Regions from separate parts of the Homo sapiens genome. Here region 2 is linked to region 1. A link is a loop called in an ENCODE intact Hi-C map of the cell type or tissue named here. Cell type or tissue: PC-9. All regions are shown on one strand. Each heading gives the region's core, and the rest is flanking DNA. Links, peaks and the distances in the headings are about the cores only. Region 1 has its middle 36 kb from the start of MIR8079. Region 2 holds the start of SMIM2-AS1 (SMIM2 antisense RNA 1).

Region 1 (5,378 bases), core at 190-5,189:
GGTTTACAAACCAACTCTGAGGATGCCACATCCATAGAAAACCTGTCGTTTTCTTCTGGTTTCCACTTCAAAGTGTGAACTGAATCTGGGCCACCATGTGCTCCCTAAACTTAGCATTTAAGTAGCTCTGATGAGCAGAATGTTAATGTGTTAAAATGAGATTATGTTCGTTCCCTTACAAATTTAGGATAAAGATGCTAGGCTGGCCCTTTGAAGGTAAATTAACTCCTCAGAAGCACCTGCTTGTGTGGCATTAAGTAATCAAACAACAAAACTACACTTGGATGGGTTTAAAGTGGGACTGAAAAAGTAGACAAAAAGTAGATGACTTTTGCATCATCAGGGAATTGATTTTTTGCTTTGTTTGTAACTCTCCACTTGAAAGTTGTCTTTTTCCTGCCAAATTCAGGGTGATTCATAAAACCATCTTCTCTTAATGTGAAGAGAAATTGCTGGAGGTTGTTTTGAAGGGCATCTTTGGGAACCACCTTAACAAGTAGCTGAATAAGGAAGAGGAGGATGATGATCGCTGACATAAAAAATGCTTACTATATAGGTGGCAGGCATTGTGCTAACTGGATTAAATATTATTTTTTAACAACCCTATGAGACTATTCTCATTGTACTGAGAGAAAACGGATTTGGGGCCAGCAATGGTGAGAGAAAATGGTGATGATTCTTAAACTCTGAACTTCAAGCATTAAGAATTGGCTGCAATAGAAAACTGGTCCTAGATGGTCCCAAGTGGCCCATCATGAGCCAGATACTAGTGGGGGATATAGGGAGGACCAGAGGCCACAGAGAACCACGTGATGAATGTAGAAGAAAGAGGGTTTTAAAAGGGCCAGGGCAGAGGTGTTCCTGTAGGATTAGGCACACATAGACCAAGCTCTCCTGAGATCCCTCACTGAGAAGGAATTGGAAAGAACACCAGAATCATGTACTCCCTAGTTCGATGTGGATATTAATTGTAACTGATTATGTGTATACATTTATGCTGAAGTTAACTGTGAGTAAATTGGTTGTATGTCATTCCTTGGTGTGTATTTTGCCTTTCCTATTCTTTTTTGTTCCATTATAAACTCGGGTTGCTAGAACCTCATACGATCCTGTGAGAGGTGGGAGTTAGCTGGTCACTCAGTCTTCTCCTCTTTCCTGGGAGGTGGTGGTTTAATCATATCCATTTGTAAAAGGGGAAATGGTGGCTCAGAGGTCCTCAGTAATTTCTACAGCTAGATAATTCATGGGTGCAGAGTTCAGATCTGGGGTTCAGACCCCTACAGTGTGTGTGGCAGGGAGTCTAGGCAAACAGCAACTCTCACCCGCAAGCACCCAACAAGGTTTGTCCTTGTTTTCAGTGGGCCTCCTACTTCCCTGAAAGGTCTAATCTCAGCAACACAGTCTCATTTAGCTTATTGTTTTGGCTATTTATGTGCAATAACTGTGAAAAGCAAGAAGATGGGTTGCAATTTCCTTACCTACTTGTTATGTTCAAATCAGCTCTTTGAAAGCAGAGTCAAGATACAATAATAGTAATAATAACAATAATCATTTATAGTTAAAGCATGGAATCGAATGGTGCTTCCATAGCATCCATGTGTGTCAGGTGCTCTTTTAAGCAAGTTACATTCATTCAGTTTGTCCCACATCTTCATAAAACAAGGGGTGAATTGTATGAGGAAAAGGATGCTAGAATTTCAATTTTGTCTTGCTCCATTCCATCTCTGAACTTCTCAAAATGAATTTTAGCAAGGCCTGACCTATATAGAAATCTGTTTCTTATACATGGCTCCAAAAATGGTCCTACTCTGAAGTCTGCATTTTTGGCAATGGGAGGTGCCAGACAAGAAGTGAGGGTCTGAGGCCCACCCTGGACTCCTCCAGGCCTAGTCATCCTGGTGTGTTTCTCAGAATCTATGGTTCCTTCTCTCCTCCCTCCTCTTTTGCTTTCTTCCTGCCACAAAATCTCTTTTTTTCATCGTGAAGAGCCACATGCCAATTACTTTATACAGCAACACCCCATCCTCCTCTAGCTCTCCAGGGTCCAGGCTCTTGGGGCCCTCATACATGTTCCCACACCCTGGAAGGGTAGAGACCCCTCCGCCTCCTGGTGCCAGCAGAAGGGTGGGAGACCTACGTGCAGTCAAGTGGAGAATTTGTCTCCCAGGGCCCAAAGAGACATTCAACACCAAGCTCTGTGCGGCAATTCCCCTCATAAATCTCAGCTCTAACTACAAATTATTTACACTATCCAGTTTCACTTCCTTCTTCTCTCCCATCGGATTCAAAGGATTTTAGACTTCAGAAAAACATTGAGTCTGAATTAAACATCGGCATGAACTTGATCAACTTTAAGTCTCTCATTTCACATCAGAAGCCAGGAGTTGGGAGTGGCGGGGGCAGGGATCAGAAGATATCTACAGACAAAAAGACATTTATAAAGCAATATAGTATTAAAGATGGAAAAGCCCACATGAAAAACGCAGAGGCCAGCCCACCTCCCTGTGACACTATTGCCCTTAATCATGGTACTGGGATGGTATATCTCCAGAAGTTTGAAACAGGAAACAAATAATATTTCAAAGTTTCCAGCAAGAAAGTAATGACAGCTTTGGAGAGCAGCTGCAGCCACTTTCTTCCATTAAGCCTTTGTCCCTCCCCTTGGCCTTGGCAGTGGGTCTAGGGCGCCATGCGATCCCTACAGCTTTCATTACACCCAGTTCAAGAACCTGCTTGCAAGCGTCTCCTTGCCCAGCACACAAACAAACTTTAAATGATAAAGGAAAACACTGGCAGCATGTTCCTGTGTTCTGAGGCAGGCCTGGGGCGGGGCTTTCCCAGAGTTTGTTGTGAGAGACAACCTGCTCTCCCACCAGGTGGAGAGGAGCCTGGACCAAGGTTGAAAAGCCATGAGTCAGGCCTAGAGAATTTCAGTTGCAACACCCTCTTGTAAGAGGCTGTTTAGTCATAGCTGTTGCTTTCAATGAAAAGGTCACCCACTCCATAGTGAATGGTTATTTGCTGGCTGCTTCTCACACTGTTGCAATTGTGATCCTTTTGCATCTTTGATTGTCTTTCATCGGAAAACTATGACATGCTTCATTTTGTTTCCCAGGGTGGTAGCCACAGTCGGCGGTCAGTTGGCGAGCTGGCTACATTCGATGGTATGCAAACAACTCGGTGGCAGCTTAAAGGGTGGGGTAGGCAGTGTGGCCCTCAATGTGCAGTTCGAGTTTCCCAAGTTGAAGGCTCACAGAGTGATTGGAAACCAGGAGAAAAATTACTGTGGTCTGAGCAGGGAAGGAAGAAAGGTCCTGGACACTCGGCTTCTAGAGAGATCCACGTGCGCCATGCCGCAACTGCATTCAGTGTCTTCCAGCTTCCAACTTGTTGTCAGCCTTCAGAGTGACTGACCCGGGGAGATCAGCTGGGAGCCCCCTTACGACCTGTCAGCATGCGCCCCGAGAAGACACCTTGGTCAAGCGTCTCTCAGCCTGGTCACACTTGCTGGCTTTTTTCATTATGGTCATGGCTAAGAGGGAAGAGGAGAGTTGCCAAATTTGACCTATACTTCGACATTATAATTTAGCCCATTCATTTTCCTCTTGAGGATAAATGTTAAAAGTCCAATTTATGGGAGGCCAAGGCGAGCGGTTCATGAGATCCAGAGATCGAGACCATCCTGGCTAACACAGTGAAACCCAGTCTCTACTAAAAATATAAAAAATTAGCCGGGCGTGGTGGTGGGCGCCTGTAGTTCCAGCTACTTGGGAGGCTGAGGCAGGAGAATGGCATGAACCAGGGAGGCAGAGCTTGCAGTGAGCCAAGATCTTGTCACGGCACTCCAGCCTGGGCTGCAGAGCGAGACTCTGTCTCAAACAAACAAACAAACAAAAAGTCCAATTTGTTGGAGAATTTTTTAGGAGGGATGAAGGGAATGGGGGATTGGAAGATAGGAAGTCAAATGCGCTCTAATCTTTTCTTGCTTTTTTCTATGCTTTTTCTATGTGGGACTTGTTGAATGTTTATTGCAAGCTCTTTAATGACCAGAAGCACATCATTTGTATCTATATTCAGGAGCCAGCCCGGTCTCCTGGGGCATGCGGCTGATCAACTGTGGGGACCTCGCTTAAGAAAAGTAAATATTTATTCAGAATAAGGAAAGAAACCAAAATAAATTACAGATTTTAAAATGCTGACAAATACCACAAACATCACAAAAATCTGGAAACATAGCATACTGTTTTTATTAACTTCCTGACATACCTCTGTATGACATGCTTCCATTGTTCTCTTCACACCGTTTTGGCTACACACTCTTTAATGGCCTCTTCATAGGACGACAATTTTAAAGAAGAAATGATAGAAAGATAATGCAGTCTTCTCTGATCAGCCCGTCTAACATGGCTGATCCAAAGAAATTCTTTTACATTTTAAATTCAATACATAAACATGTGACTGACATAAGGCCAATCTGCTATCGCTAGTGCCACTATATTTTTGTGCCCTGAAGAGACAGAGAGAATTATCCTTTTGAATACATGTTCCTGAAAATTCAAATCTCTGCTTGTAATTTTGATGACTGGAGAAATTCCCACAGACCAGTACCTGCCTCCAAAATCTTGAACCTTGATCCTCCATTTCCCACATATTTTCAGGGCCAGATTCTGCACAGCAACACATTTATATCATGATATGACTTCTGTCCATGTGCCTCCAAATCGTGATGCTGGTTAAGTTGACACGAGTTATAGGAGTATTTTTAGAAGCAATTCCTACACCACCATGTTAGCAATAACTTAACTATATACAGAGGTGACTGTGAACCGTGTAAACACTGTTTATCCTCTAAGCCCAAACTAAACATATCTCCATCTCAACTTGGCCTCAGCAGAATTCCAAAAATGCTGTAGTGGCGACTCCAAAGCAACCCTACGCAAGGGACTTGCCAGTGTGTGGAGAGGACGTCACAGTGGAAGAGATAGCCTTAGCTGATTACAGTTAAAATATTTCAGCCTTAGCTGATTACAGTTAAAATATTACGAACTTTTGCAAAGTTCATAAAACTCATGTGACCATGGGCTCTGGAGCTTAGACTTCATTAACTTCAAGGTGAATTTTCCTCTGCTTGTATCCATTTGCAAACCTAGTTTGGCTCTCAATCAATAATTGTTAATTGAAGGAATGGAGAAATTAATCTGTAAAAGACAATGCAGATGGATGGATGGACACATCAAAGGCAAGGCTGCTGCCGGCCATGCGTGTGTGCCGACGGCATCTCCACCCCAGTGGGGCCCCAGGGACGAAGCCGGTTGGCCAGCCACAAAGCCCTCCAGGGAGACCTGTTTTTCAGATTATGACAGTTTTTAGAAGTACAG
Region 2 (5,378 bases), core at 72-5,071, 120 kb after region 1:
ACAGTAGTTAAGCATGAAGTAGTTAAGCTTGAAGCCAGTTGCCTGAGTTTATAACCCAGTCTGCTAATTACTAGTTGTGTGACATTTGATAGGTCAGTCACTTAAAAACAAAATAAAACAAAACAAACAAATCCTCTGTTCAATATTCCCCTCTATAAAGTGGACACAATAATAATAAGTATGCATAAGGATGTTGCGAAGGTTAGATGAGAAAGTGCAAATGAAATGTCTGATACTTCATAGAAGTGTGTTATAAAAGAGAAAAATATATATACGATTTTTGAACTCCTTGTAATAGAATAATATATTTCTCAGGTTCAAGAAGTTGGGAAAGAGTTAATCACAACAGAATTGTCACCATGCTAAGAGAGAGAGCAAGTGATTTTACTACTAGAAGCCAGTATGAACCCAATAACACAGTATGGGGAAGAGAACATCTAACCAATGCATAATAATTAGGATATTGTTGAGAACCGAGCCCTCCGAGCTTCTACATGCCTTTAACAATTAGTAGGTCAATGACCTTGCTCAGTGGATCTCCACTCATATGGGAGGCACCAGCAAAATGAAGAAAAACCCGCAGACGCTCTTGTAGGAAATGCAATTAAAGTGGAAAGGCCTAAAATAACATTTCCATTGTGCCCCTCACTTACATTGGAGAGTCAGGGCCAGACTGGGAGGCTGGCAGGGAAACAGCTTGGCACTGCAGGCCACCTGGGGTCCATTTGCCAACAGGACTTGTGGCTAACATCCTTTGATAACAAATTTCCCAGAGTCACAGGGCTCTTTTAGATCACCATGATTCCGGGTCACAAGACGGATGGGAAGCCACAGAGCCCCGGGTCCTTTCCGTGAAGTTAAATATTACACCATCCATAATGAAACATCTTTGTATCTCCTCGTGGCCACAATTACTTAGTCACTGATTATACAATAAACTCTTCAGAAATAATTCACAAAGATGAGAAATCAAACCCCACCCTTTTATGTTCTGAGGCATGAACCAGCTCCACCTCTTGAGAGAGGGAGGTAAAGCCTGTTGCACATCTTCAGCCCATGGTATTTTCCGGCAAATGTGGAAGACCCTCAATATTGGAAGGTGATCTGCAGTTCCACAGGGAGACAGTACAATGGGTGCCTGCCTGGGAATGGCAGTGCCTGGCTTCAGATACGATTTCAACCGATCAGCTGTATAGCACTGGGCAAATTACTTAATTTCCTAGGCATCTCAGTTTCCTTATTCACCAAATGGCAGTAATAATTGCACCTACTTCATAAGGTTGTTGGACCTGGCACACTGTAGTTGCTAAATAACCGTCAACTATAATGCCCATTCTCCTGAGTCGTTCACCTTTTCGATAGCCTAGCAAAAAGTTCTTTGAAAAAATGACAACTACCAAACAAAAGGCATATTTCATATAGACAAAATAACTCACATTGTCTCTTACACATGATAGGGACCTTGCCCATGATTGTGGCCCTTACATAATCTGGATAACCATTTGGGTTTTTATTGCTATGTGGTGCTTCTTCTGCAAATGGTATTGTCCTTTGTGAAACCCACTGCTTTTACCTTATCATTGGCAAATACTTTTGGGGTTTACTCGAAATGTATTCACTGGCATGGGGAGTATGGATGAGGTCCCTCCTTCATGGAACTTAGATTCTGGTTAGGTAAGGGGTAACAATAAAGCTTAAGAAGTTTTAGGATCCCAAACTCAGAGTTCAAGGGGCTCATGTGTGAGGAACTCTAGGGGGAGGAAGAAAAGAAGTAAAGTTTAAGCTCAAAATTGAAGGCGGCTGAGAGTTTTGCTTGAGAAAGTGCCCCAGGTGGGTGGAAGAATGTGGTTCCAATACCTAAAAGGAAAAGAAGCTTGGAGTTGAGAGGAGCCGAGGCCTTCCACCCACCTGCAGCAATGTCAGGCGGTAAGAGGATGATGGTCAGGCTGACCTAGGCTTGGAGACCACATCAAAGGGTCAGGCTTGATCCCAAAAGTATCAAGGAATCACGGAAGGGTTTCACACTGGGAGTGAAATGGTCTGACCTGAGGTGAGGCTGGATCATCTTGGCTGCTCTGTGAGGCAGGAGAGAATGTGGGGATCCTGGTGGGAGGCTGTGGCTGTCAAGTCGGCACAAGTGCACCATCTTTTAATGATTCTGGCCCAGACTTGGGTGGTTTGGAGGTAAAGAGGTAGATAGATTTGAGAAACATTTAAACATTTGGCTTAAAACTAAAGCTAGCCCTCCCTGCCCCACAAATCAGGATAAGTAGCAACATTAACCTATAGTCGGCCCTTCTGCTACCAACACCCAGGACGTTTTTAGTTTGGAAAAAGAAGGGACCTGGTATCTAAAGTGCAGCTTGGGGGTTTTCTACTGAGGTCAATGACCTGCACTGCTCTGCCTGACCCATTGCCACCTCAGACACTGAAGCCTGCTCAGCCTCCTCTCACCCTAATTACACTTATCATGCAAAGCCCTAATACAGCCAGGAAGGGCTCAACACCAGTCCCTCTAGCCAAACAATCAGCAAACTAAGATAACTTTAAAGAGTGTCAAGCCCAACTTTATGACTCCTTCATAGGCACCAAGGGCATTGTCTCAGCAGCCTCAGCCACCAGACAGGATGGCCCAGGGCTGCTTGTTCCTTGACCTGCTAGGACCAACTGTGACTCATCTATTTACTGCAGAGCAAAGGTAACTTGGGTTGCACAAGTTGACAGCTGTCTCCCAGGTGACAATCAGTACTGGAAATAAAGGCACTGGGCTTTAACTGGAAAAGTTTCTACTGGCATAGACCCAGGCTGGATGAGGCAGGGACGTGAGAGATGGCATGCACGTATTTTAAAGAACTGGGGTCCTCACAGCTGACTGGCTATTTCAAGTCACTCTTGTTATTATCTCACTGAGCAGCTTGGAGCCTAGTGATGTCACTTATATGTGCTCTGTTATTTACAGTTTGGATATTTTAGGCCCACAACCGTACTTCCTTTCTTGGCAGAAGGAAGATTAGGAGCAGCAATAATATTATAGTAATATTGGTATCATTTATTAATGGGATAGTCTATTCTGAAAGCAGTATGTCACTCAGGTTATACACATTGTCTGTAACCCAGGGTTCACAACCTAGGGTTCGCTTAGGAATCTCCCAGGAATCTTCAAAATACTGGTGCCTGGGTCTACTCTCCAAAGACTGATTGGGTAGGACCAGGGCATTGGCATGTTAAGGCTCGCCAGGGAATTCTAATGTGTACTTAAGGTCGAGAAACAGCTTTCATCATCACAACAACCTGCAAGGTAGGGATTTTTAGCTTCATTGGATAGATAAAGAAAATAGGGCCCAGGGACAACAGACAACTTGTGCAAGTACAAGATCAGGGACTTCAACCTTGGATCTGTCTGGCCACCAATCCCTGCTGCCAATTTGCTTCACGTGTGTTTCATGAATCCGTAGGTAAAGAGTAAACAGACAGAGCACACAGATGAGGAAAAGGGAGCCCAGGGCAGCAGCACCCCACAGGAGCTTCGTGCACAGGAGGCTCCACCACCACCCTGAGCCTGCTGTGCAGCATGGGGGTCACCTGCAGGTGAGGGTTCCAAAAGGAGAGTAGCCCAAGTTAGCAAATAATGGGTCTTCATGGTTGCAGCACCACCTGGCTTCTGTCCAATCCTCAGAAGCTGGCGCAGAGGAGAGATATTTGGTGGAAAGTTGAACGGGTCATGGCCCGGCTAGGGCAGTAGCCCCATGCACACTCAGTTACCTACAGTATCTGCAGAGAGATGAACTTCCTTCCCTAGTGTCTGCCTTCTCATCCTGCACTGTGTCAGCTCAGGGCTTGCACCAGGTTCTCTGGGCTGCCTCTAAATCGTACTTGAAGATGTTGGGGTTAACTCAAGAAAGTCGTGTTGATTGATATATACTGTCGAATGGGAAGGAAGCATCCTCTGATTCTTGTTTCCCCAACCTAGAGCACCTTTAGCCATAACTGCCGAAGTAAATATAATCAGGTGGGATTCTGAAACTGCATCTTCCTTCTCCTCTGCTAGGAACCCACCAGGGCAGAGCCTCAGCTCTCAGCCTCCCGGAATGAACCATGAACCCAAAGCAAAGAGCAGAACTCCTTTGACACCTCCAGCTTCACAGACAAAGATGAATCTCCTAAGGCATTTCTGGTATCGTTGCTACCAATGACTGAAAGAGCATCAAAGTCTGAGGGGTGGCAGAGGAGAGGGGAAGTTTCTGTAGTCAGGTAGGAGGTGTCTGGCCCTCTCTGTACTCCAGATCTAAACCCTACTCTAATACTCCCCACAAAGGCTTGGATTGGCCACTTTTGTTCATTTATTCACTCAACATTTATGAAGTTTATAGCACTAGGGATTCTTAGCAGAGTAAAACCGAATGCTGACCTTAAGTAGCTCACAGTTTAGCAGGAGAGAAGTCACCTAAAGGGCAAGTGTGATGTCAGAGGAAAGCACGGGTGTGGTGGGAACACAGGAGGTAGGAGGGTGGGTGTCCTAGAGGGGCAATTCCTGACTTGGGACTTATGAATGCCTAGCAGGAGTCGGCCAAGGGGAGAGTGGGGGAAACAGTTTTCTAAGTGGAGGGGGCACCTTCAGCAAAAGAGCAAAGATTCTGTTCTTTGCCTCAATAAAGGGTGCTCCTTGTTGAAAGGTCACCTTGGCTTAGCTCCAGAAACTCTTCCTTCTCTGGACTTCAGGGACTTGGACTTCTTTCTCTGCATTCAGGCCAAAGGGCTGAGTCTAAGTGAGACTAAATTCCTAACTCAGACTTTTTTTTCTTCAACAGAAACATGCAGTTCTGAAGTCTGGCCAGCCACACCAAAGAGCTTTTCGCAAGAAGGCACAGGCCAGGTAGAGGCAGCTGTGCAGTGGGAGGACTGTGATGTTTTGGACTAGAAAATAAGACGCAAATGAGGCCAAAAAAACACAGGCACTGCATAAAGGTGTCTTCTCCCCACTTTATAAGCCTTATGTGTGATAATATTCAATGCCACAGCAAGGCAAGCAAATAGGTCCTTGGAGGGAGGGATAGCTGGATTTTAATCCTGGCTCTACACTAAGGTCTTGGACTACTTACTGCAGGTCTCTGAGCTTCATAGTTTTATGTATAAAATAGGATGAAGACCATCCCCAAATCCACTTCGATGGTGAGAATTAGGTGACATGACAGCAGAAGGGCATTTAGAGTTTGGCACAGAAGGGATCTCAACAAATGGTAGCTGTGTTTCATCGTTCATTTGAGAACTGATGTTTGGATCCTTTTCTGCATCTTGAAATGTCCCAAAATATTCCTCCTTAAGCCCTGCAGTTGGATACTCATTGATACTTCTCTGTTCAATTTATACTGCGAGCAGGG

What was found. Hi-C counts contacts between places; a loop is a spot of excess contacts. Peaks named below come from ENCODE experiments on the same cell type or tissue, not always from the same donor. Only the 100,000 strongest peaks of a DNase experiment are listed, where the experiment ranks them.
Region 2: a loop joins it to region 1, with 12 times the contacts of the local background. A loop is called at or near these places in 3 of 110 quality-filtered maps.

What each region holds. Positions count from the first base shown.
Region 1 is chr13:44,229,772-44,235,149 of GRCh38, reverse strand. No RefSeq gene overlaps it. Among named protein-coding and RNA genes, the nearest start is that of MIR8079, 36 kb to the right of the region's middle. RefSeq lists an enhancer at 2,364-3,563. In PC-9, for the core only: no CTCF peak of the experiment used is centred there; DNase peaks (open chromatin) are centred at 2,949 and 4,219; H3K27ac peaks cover 2,723 bases.
Region 2 is chr13:44,105,888-44,111,265 of GRCh38, reverse strand. LINC00390 (long intergenic non-protein coding RNA 390) reads left to right here. Exons shown (of 4, transcript NR_132368.1): 3 at 4,049-4,174; 4 at 4,809-5,175. SMIM2-AS1 (SMIM2 antisense RNA 1) reads right to left here and starts at 717. Exons shown (of 5, transcript NR_104065.1): 1 at 654-717. In PC-9, for the core only: no CTCF peak of the experiment used is centred there; DNase peaks (open chromatin) are centred at 2,705 and 3,265; H3K4me3 peaks cover 264 bases; H3K27ac peaks cover 3,735 bases.